Regions from separate parts of the Homo sapiens genome. Here region 1 is linked to region 2. A link is an interaction called in ENCODE POLR2A ChIA-PET data of the cell type or tissue named here. Cell type or tissue: PC-9. All regions are shown on one strand.

What was found. ChIA-PET counts read pairs that join two places held together with the same protein. Peaks named below come from ENCODE experiments on the same cell type or tissue, not always from the same donor. Only the 100,000 strongest peaks of a DNase experiment are listed, where the experiment ranks them.
Region 1: POLR2A ChIA-PET joins it to region 2 with 11 read pairs; 4 of 35 experiments call an interaction of 5 or more read pairs at or near these places.

The regions. Positions count from the first base shown.
Region 1 is chr7:66,044,637-66,049,636 of GRCh38, reverse strand. No RefSeq gene overlaps it. Among named protein-coding and RNA genes, the nearest start is that of ASL, 29 kb to the left of the region's middle. In PC-9, no CTCF peak of the experiment used is centred here; a DNase peak (open chromatin) is centred at 2,046; H3K4me3 peaks cover 301 bases; H3K27ac peaks cover 974 bases.
Region 2 is chr7:66,640,498-66,645,497 of GRCh38, reverse strand. It overlaps KCTD7 (potassium channel tetramerization domain containing 7), which reads right to left. Exons shown (of 4, transcript NM_153033.5): 4 at 2,451-5,000. Among named protein-coding and RNA genes, the nearest start is that of KCTD7, 14 kb to the right of the region's middle. In PC-9, no CTCF peak of the experiment used is centred here; no DNase peak of the experiment used is centred here.

The sequences.
Region 1 (5,000 bases), 600 kb after region 2:
ATGGTGGCTGATGCCTGTAATCCCAGCACTTTGGGAGGCCGGGGTGGGCAGATCACCTGAGGCCAGGAGTTGGAGACCAGCCTGGCCAACATGGTAAAACCCTGTCTCTACTAAATATACAAAAATTAGCCGGGTGTGCTTGTGCGTGCCTGTAATCCCAGCTACTCGGGAGGCTGAGACAGGAGAGCCACTTGAACCCAGGAGGTGAAGGTTGCAGTGAGTCAAGATTGCGCCATTGCACTCCAGCCTGGGCTGGAGTGAGACTCGGTCTCAAAAAAATTAAATAAGGCCAGGCGTGGTGGCTTACGTCTGTAATCCCAGCACTTTGGGGGGCTAAGGCAGGCAGATCATGAGGTCAGGAGTTCGAGACTAGCCTGGCCAACATGGTGAAATCCTGTCTCTACCAAAAATTAGCTGGGTGTGGTGGTGCACGCTTGTAATCCCAGTCCATCAGGAGGCTGAGGCAGGAGAATCGCTTGAACCTGGGAGGTGGAGGTTGCAGTGAGCCGAGATCGTGCAACTGCACTCTAGCCTGGGTGACAGAGGGAGACTCCGTCTCAAAGAAAATAGAGAAATAAAATAATAACAAAAAAGTATGTAGCTCCTCCCCTCCTCTCTTGCTCCTGCTCCCCCTTGCCTTCCGCCATGAGTAGAAGATCCCTGAGGCCTCCCCAGAAGCAGATGCTGCCATGCTTCCTCTAGAGCCGTTGGAACTGTAGGCTAATTAAACAATCTTTCTTTATAAATTACCTAGTCTCAGGTATTTCTCTTTTTCTCTTTACTTTTGTGTGTGTGTGTGTGTCGCCTAGGCTGGAGTGCAGTGGCGCAATCTCAGGTCACTGCAAACTCCACCTCCTGGGTTCAGGCAATTCTCCTGCCTCAGCCTCCCCAGTAGCTGGAATTTCAGGTGTGCGCCACCATGCCCAGCTAATTTTTTTGGATTTTTTTTTTTTTTTTTAGTAGAGATGGGGTTTCATCATGTTGGCCAGGCTGGTCTTAAACTCTTGACCTCGTGATCTGCCCGCCGTGGCCTCCCAACATGCTGGGATTACAGATGTGAGCCACTGTGCCTGGCCTTCAGGTATTTCTTTATTGAAGTGTGAGAACGGACTAATACAGAAGTCCTACATGAGTCTCACTGGGCTAAAATCAAGGTGTTGGTAGGGCTGCAGTCCTTTCTGGAAGCTTCAGAGGAGAATCTGTTTTCTTGCCTTTTTCAGCTTCTAGAGGTTACCTACACTTCTTGGCTCATGGTCTCTTCCTCTACCATCAAAGGCAGGAACATTGCATCTCTCAGACCATTCTTCCCTAGCCACACCTCCCTTGGGTTCTGACATTAGCTGAGAATGATTCTATGCTTTTAATGACCCCTGTGATTAGGTTGATACCATGTAGAAAATCCAGGATAATCTTTTCTTTGCATCTCAAGGCCCATACCCTTAATTGTCATGGTGATCAGCGACTATTCAGGGCCAGAGGTGCAGACAGTAAAAAGAACTTTTACTTGGCTCACTGCAGCCTTTGCTTCCCAGGCTCAAGCGGTTCTCCTACTTCAGCCTCCTGAGTAGCTGGGATTACGGGTGCCAGCCACCATGCCCGGCTAATTTTTGTATTTTTAGTAGAGATGGGGTTTCACCATGTTGGCCAGGCTGGTCTTGAACTCCTGGACTCAAGTGATCCACCCACCTTGGCCTCCTGAAATGATGGGATGACAGGTGTGAGCCACTGCGCCCGGCCTCCTGGGTACCATTTGAACACCCAGCTAACTCCCTACTCTAAGTCACACCTGAGCCATTTTATCATGGGGGCTGTCAGAGGCACTGCTCTTTTCCACTGAAGCCCATACCTAATCCCTCGGCCTCATGTGCTTTTCCCCTCACCCACTTCAAAGGCCCATGGTTTTGGGACGCCTCTCCGCCTCATTAGTCATTCCCTCCCCTGCCCCATCGCGTCAAAACACAATGCATTGTGGTTATTTATGTCCAGAGCTGGCTCCCCAACTACGCTGTCAGCTAGCCAGTGCAGAGGGTGTGTGTTAGTCACATTTGTATCATCAGCCCCCGATGGGCCATGGCTACATACTTGTTGAATGAATAACACAAGGAGGAGCTTTAGCATTTCTTTGTGGGGCCCCATTTTCTCAACGAAGGTACAGGGAATTCTCCACACTAACCAGGCCAGCTAGATCTGGGTGGCATTTTATGCACTTTGTTGTTGTTGTTGTTGTTTTTTAATTTTTTATTTTTATTTTTTTTGAGACGGCATCTCGCTCTGTCGCCCAGGCTGGAGTGCAATGGCGTGATCTCGGCTCACTGCAACCTCTGCCTCCTGGGTTCAAGCGATTCTCCTGCCTCAGCCTCCCAAGTAGCTGAGACTACAGGCGACCGCCACCACGCCCAGCTAATTTTTATACTTTTAATAGAGACAGGGTTTCACCATGTTGGCCAGGATGGTCTCGATCTCTTGACCTTGTGGTCTGCCCTCCTCGGCCTCCCAAAGTGCTGGGATTACAGGTGTGAGCCACCGCGCCTGGCCGTTGTTATTGTTTTGCGATGGAGTCTTGCTCTGTCACCCAGGCTGGAGTGCAGTGGCGCGATCTGCAACCTCTGCCTCCTGGGTTCAGGCGATTCTCCTGCCTCAGCCTCCTGAGTAGCTGGGGTTACAGGTGCGAGCCACTGCGCTGGTTAATTTCTTTTTTTTCGTAAAGATGAGGTTTTGCCACGTTGCTCAGGCTGGTCTCAAACTGGGCTCAAGCGATCCACCTGCCTTCATCTTCCAGAGTGCTGGGATTACAGGTGTGGGCCGCCATGCTCAGCCGAGTAAAAAATGTTTAACAGCTTTATTAATATAGGATTCATATGCTGTACAATTTGCCATTTAAAGTGTACAACTCAATGTTTTCAGTATATTCACAGGGTTGTGCAACCACCACCGCCATCCATAATACTTTTAGGACATTTTCGTTTCCCAAAGAGAAGCTCCATATCTATTAGCAGTCACTGCCCATCCCTGCACCCAACCCCTCTCCTAGCCTTCTTTCTGTATCCATAGATTGGCCTCTTCTTGGACATTCTATATAAAGTGAATCATACGGTATGTATATATATTTTTAGAAGGAGTCTTGCTCTGTCGCCCAGGCTGGAGTGCCGTGGCATAATCTTGGCTCACCACAACCTCTGCCTCCCGGGTTCAAGCAATTTTCCTGCCTCAGCCTCCTAAGTAGCTAGGATTACAGGCGCCTGCCACCATGCCCGGCTAATTTTTGTTTTTTTAGCAGAGACGGGGTTTCACTATGTCGGCCAGGCTGGTCTCGAACTCCTGACCTCATGATCTGCCTGTCTCGGCCTCCCAAAGTGCTGGGATTACAGGCGTGAGCCACTGTGCCTGGCAATTTTTGTATTTTCAGTAGAGATGGAGTTTCACCATGTTGGCCAGGCTGGTCTTGAACTCCTGATCTCAGATGAACCACCCGCCTTGGCTTCCTGAAGTGCTAGGATTATAGGCATGAGCCACGTGGCCAGGTGATATGTATTATTTTGTGTGTGGCGTCTTTCACTTATTAATAGCGTCATGTTTTGGGAGGTTATCCATGTTGTAGCATGTATCTATCCATCTATCTATATGTATTTTTTGCAACAAGGTCTCTCACTCTGTAGGCTGGAATGCAGTGATATGATCATAGCTCCCTGCAGCCTCGACCTCCCGACTGAAGTGATTCTTCCACCTCAGCCTCCCCAGTACCTGAGACTACAAGTGCTCACCACCACACACCTGGCTAACTTTTTGTAGATAGGGGGTCTGGCTATGTTGCCCAGGCTGGTCTGGAACTCCTGGTCTCAAGAAATCCTGCCCCCGCCTCCCAAAGTATTGGGACCAAGCCTGGCCTCCTTTTTATTTTTAAATAGTTTTCCATTGTACAAATGTAGTACATTTTATTCATCCACTCACCAGTCTCTAGTTAATGCATCTGTTGTGTTTGTTCAGATTGACTGGGGTTCAATACCCACCGGACAAGTTCCTAGATGAGTGACTTTTGGTAAATCATAATCTCTCCAAGACTGCCTCAGTTTCTTCAATTATAAAATGTCAATAATAAAGGAATCTACTTCACAGAGAGTCATGGTTGTACTGCCACAGTAATTAATAAAGTGCCAGGCACTTTATGAGGATTATCTAACACATTTATTATTTACAAAGGAGGGAACAAAGGCCATTGCGGTGGCTCACACCTGTAATCCCAGCACTTTGGGAGGTGGAGGTGGGAGGATCACTTGAGGCCAGGAGTTCAAGACCAGCCTGGGCAACATAGAGACTCTCCCATCTCTACAAAAAAATAAAAGAAAAATTCTAGCTGACCCTTTGGACAGCAAATAATTTTTTTTTAGAAAATTAGCCAGAGGGGGCCAGAAGCGGTGGCTCACGTCTGTAATCCCAGCACTTTGAGAGGCCGAGGTGGGCGGATCACGAGGTCATGAGATCGAGACCATCCTGGCTAACACGGTGAAACCCCGTCTCTACTAAAAAAAAAAAAAAAAATAGCCGGGCAGGGTGGCCGGCGCCTGTAGTCCCAGCTACTCGGGAGGCTGAGGCAGGAGAATGGCGTGAACCTGGGAGGCAGAGCTTGCAGTGAGCCGAGATTGCGCCACTGCACTCCAGCCTGGGTGACAGAGCCAGACTCCGTCTCAAAAAAAGAAAAAAGAAAAAAAGAAAATTAGCCAGGTGGCCGGGCACGGTGGCTCATGCCTGTAATCCCATCACTTTGGGAGGCTGAGGCAGGTGGATCACGAGGTCAGGAGGTCAAGACCAGCCTGGCCAAGATGGTGAAACCCTGTCTCTAATAAAAAATACAAAAATCAGCCGGGCATGGTGGCGGGTGCCTGTAATCCCAGCTACTTGGGAGGCTGAGGCAGGGAATTGCTTGAACCCGGGAGGCAGAGGCTGCAGCGAACCGAGATCGCGCCACTGCACTACAGCCTGGGCGACAGAGCAAGACTCCGTCT
Region 2 (5,000 bases):
ATATGGTGAAACCCCATCTCTACTAAAAATACAAAAATTAGCCAGGCTTGGTGGCGCGTCTGTAATCCCAGCTACTTGGGAGGCTGACGAAGGAGGATTGCTTGAACCCAGCTGGTGGAGGATGTAGTGAGCTGAGATTGCACCACTACACTGCAGCCTGGGCAACAGAGCAAGACTGTCTCAAAAAAAAAAAAAAGAAAGAAAGAAAGAAAGTTTAAAATTATGTTTAAAAAACAGAGAAATTAAGCTAAAGTACATGATAGGAAAAACAATGTGGTAAGGAATTAAAAGAAAGCTAAAGGTAAGTAAATAAAAGCTAAGGGAACAGGCTATAAGTTCAACAAACCAAAATTAAGTAGTGAAGAGGTCATCTACACAAGAATGAAGACGGGACACTTGGCAGTATAGAGATCTAAGTCCAAGGGCCATGAGTCCCAAGCCAGGCACATGGCATCCCCTGAACTACACTAAGGAGTCTCCCATTCTGTTATGCTTTTGATGTTGGAAGTAGGCTATCCAGCTTGTCTATGCAGGGATACCTGCAAGGCTTCAGGAGTGTCATTAACTCAGGTGGTTCCAGATCATCCCACCCTTGGGGTCTAGCCAAGGAGCCATGACTCACCTACTCTGTCATACTCCATACATCATCCTGTGAACAGGGCCTCCTTCACCTAGCGGATATGTGTCCCTCACTAAGAAGGTCAGTAAATCGGGAGCCCCATCTACCCCCTTAACACAGGGGCTACATAAGGACTACACATTTGATATGGTTTGGCTCTGTGTCCCCACCCAAATCTCATGTTGAACTGTAATCCCCACTTGTCAGGGGAGGGACCTGGAGGGAGGTGATTGGATCATGGAGGTAGATTTCCCCTATGCTGTTCTTGTGATAGTGAGTTTTCACGAGCTCTGATGGTTTAAAAGTGTAGCATTTCCCCACTCTTTTTTTATTTTTGTGGGATGGAGTCTCACTCTGTTTCCAGGCTGGAGTGCAGTGGCATGATCTCGGCTTATTGCAACCTCTGCCTCCTGAGTTCAAGTGATTCTCCTGCCTCAGCCTCCCGAGTAGCTGGGACTACAGGTGCACGCCACCATGCCCAGCTAATTTTTTTGTATTTTGTTTTTTAATAGAGATGGGGTTTCACCATGTTGGCCAGGATGGTCTCAATCTCTTGACCTCGTGATCTGCCTGCCTCGGCCTCCCAAAGTGCTGGGATTATACAGGCATGAGCCACCATGCCTGGCCTCCCCATTCTCTCTCTCTCCTGCCTCCATATAAGATGTGCCTTGCTTCTGAACTTCGCCTTCTGCCATGATTATAAGTTTCCTGAGGCCTCCCAGGGATGTGAACTGTGGGTCAATTAAACCTCTTTTCTTTATAAATTAACCGGTCTCAGGTAGTTCTTTACAGCAGTGTGAAAATGGACTAATACAACATCTATGGGAGATTTTTTTTTTCCTTTTTTCCTAAAATCCTTTCCTGAAGTATGAAGACTTTCTAATACTTGTCCTAGATATGTGCTTTCAAATCTTCACAGGTCAGGTAGAGTGAAGCCCTAAACCTCAGGAGGAGGATACGAGCTGTCAAGAGGAAGGGAGGATCATGCTGTTGAACACCTCTGAGGATTTCAGAAAGGGGCTCTGGGTTTGAATCCTGACTCTTCCACTTACTAGCTCTGCACTCTTGGGGAAACTACATACTTCTATGAGCTTCAGTTTCCAGCCTGTATTATTAGTGTACTATAACTATGTGACTGTACTCAGTAATTAGTCAGGGAATACATTTGGCACAGATGATACAGTGCTTTTGTTTAAAAGCCAGAATAATCAGAGGTTTAAGGGAAGCAGTTGGAGGGTATGAAGCTACTCAGAGCCTCAGAACTCACCTTTCTGCGTTAATCCATGATGTGACTCCAGGGGGCATCTTGATGAGGACACTCATTAGCCAGGAAGGTGTCAAGCTCTGCTTTCAAAGGAAGGGCAACTTACGTCCATTTTTCTTAAGGAAGGGTCTTAACCACTGAGGCTTACATAAATTTAGAGCTACTTATTTCCCCCATTGAAAAGGAAGTGGTAATATGACAGGAGGAATTTATTTTAGAACTACCTGACATGGTTGTGAGCCACACACGTGACTGCACCTGCAGTCTCTTCTTTCCTTGGAGAACTCCCAAAAGAAGAGGACAGAGATTTTGCCTAGGCTGGGGTGGGCACATGCCTACATGAAACAGGGACAAGTCTAGAGTAACTCTAGAAGGGTCCTCAAGAGGCCCACCTCCCTTTCAGGGCAGAAATTCAGCTGCTGGTCTCAGGGAAAAGCCTGTCTTGTTGTGTGGGGCATCCCCAAACACACCACATTTTAAGCAGAAATAAAAAATATTTGCTGGCAAAGTGGGGGTCAGAGAAGAGATGAGAGCACATCTCTAAAAAAGAAAGGCACAGCACCCAGGTTCTAGTTCTTGACTTTAATGCCCTTGGAGTGTACTGAGGCTCAATACACCAAAGCACTCACAGACAGGTACATGAACTCACACAGGAAGTGTTATAGTGTGTACATAAACCCAACACCATACAGAAGGAAGACGACGGACCCAGGTGACCTCCCACACTCGAGGTGACTGCCTGTTCCCATACTCACTGTTTGTTCCCACCTCCCTCAACCCCTGCCAACCCCCATCCTTCCCCACTCAGTATGTATATACACAGATATGATTCTTTCAGAATTCCAAAAAGTGCCTCTCCCACCCCAGTTCCCAACACTACAGCTTTGGATGAAAAAAGCCTCTCTCTTTTAAGGATCATGAGACAGGTACCACCTTCACGCAAGAGCCCCAGCAAAATAGTACCCAAGAAAGCTTAATAATGTATATTGGAATCAAATATGGATAGAACATATGCAGAAGGACAATATTTGAAATATTACTAGGATCAAAACGCTCAGCATCAGTAGTTTTTGTTTTGTTATTGCTGTTTGCTTTAACCTGTTCAAGAGCTGGTTTAGACCAAGACCACACATGGATGCTCACACCGCCTGTGTCTTATAAATGTCACTTCCTATTCCTCCAGCAAGCAGCCCAGAACAGGAAGATTATATCACCTGATAAGCCTTAGGCACAAGGCTCAGACAGCTCCCAGAATATCCTAAGCCCCAGGAAAGAAGAACAGAAACTTCCAGAGTACAGCTGACTGCTTTCTGCATGGTAAGCACTGGGCAGCCTGGTGAACAAGGCAGAGGTAAAATAAGGAAGGTGATGATTCCTTCCATTTATTTAGAGTGTTACGCTAAGAATTCCTCTCCTGGAGTGGGATGCATTTCAGTGTGGTTTTGCTTCAGTCTTTTTTTGTTGCTATAACATTAGCTTTTTTATTTTTAAGGAATTTTGTTATGGCGAGCATTGCACCATTGGTCCCATCTCCTGAAACTTTCACTTTGCTTTGACTCACTGATAACTACTGGCCCGTCTCAAGGCAAGATGAATCCAGTCCCTTGTCAAGTGAGAGGGATTTACTGACATTATGCACAACAATTCTATAAAGATGCACTTCCTTATGATCAGGGAGAAGCTTTCATCCTTTGGAGCCTTCCTTCCAGACCCAACCCTTCTTCTGTTCTGGGCCTGGCCATTTAGAGTTGAAAAGGGATCAAATGGGGAAAAGTCACTTCCACAGGGATAACCCCTTTATCTGGAGGCCGTTACCACAATCCACCACATCTAATTGCACTTTTCAGCCTGGCCTTGGTTTCTCATTAGAGAATGGCGAAACTAGGCCACTGAATTCCTTCACTCCATTTAGAAAGAGCTCTCAGCTTGCTGCCCAGTGTCACCTCTCTGCCTGTTCTACTGGCCCAGAGCCTTGTGTCCTACAGTGGCACAGAATACATTACTGTGAGGATCACAAAGGGAGTCAGAGAAACAGGGATTTCTCCAGCGAGAGAGAGGAACGGTGTTCTTACCCAGCATCCCTGTAATCCTAAGCAAGCCTTCAGGACCTGTTTTTGAGCAAACTTGCATTTGAGCAAACAAGTCTCTCAATGGCTTGCATGTATGGACTCTAAATAACCAAGCCCTGCCATGCTCCATGGGAGAAGGGGGAAGCAGAAGGGGTCAAGGCCACATTACTGAAAGCAATGGGCTTAATGAACTGCTCTCTGTTCACACAGACTTTTTCAATAGTCTGCCTCTCTGTCAAAAAATGAACACATATTAGGCAGTAGGTAACACCAATCAGAAGAACCAAAATGAAAGCCTTTTCTCTTAGAACAATACAAGAGCCATGTTTTGGGGCTAACCTCCAAGCAGGGACATCAGCTCCAGAAAAGAGACTATCCCTTTGTGTACGAGAACAATAGAGAGAGCGCATATCTCAGAACGTGAATGACTATCCTTTCCTCTTAGATCTCAGTATCCACCTCTTTTCCACCTCTAAAAGAGTACAACAGGAGTGCAAAACCACGCCCTGGAATCTTTGTTTACACATAGGGAACAGGAGATCACTGCCGTCCAGCCCCACGGAGGAATTCAGCCAAAGTCCCAGGGCTTGGTCTTCTCTTCCTCATATGAACACAGACTTCAGCTCCCCTTATACCCATCTTGTCTATCTGGTCCTGTAAGTCTGATACCAGTGAGGCTGTCCTCCCCAATTTATTTATTTATTTATTTATTTTTACGATGGTGTTGCCCAGGCTGGAGCACAGTGGCTAGCCACAGGCACGATCATAGTATACTACAGTCTTAATCTCCTGGGCTCAAGTGATCCTCCTGCCTCAGCCTCCAGAGTAGCTGGTACTACAGGTGTGTGCTCGAGTGGCCTGGACTACAGGCGTGTGCCCAAGTAGCTGGGACTACAGACATGTTCCTGGCTCGCATCAATTCTTTACACATTAAAAAAAAAAATCTCCCTTTACCCAGGAAGAGACAGGTACAATCATGATTAGAGAGAGACACCCTTAATGCAGCATGGAAATGTTACATTGTGATCAATGGTGCTACACAGTTCTT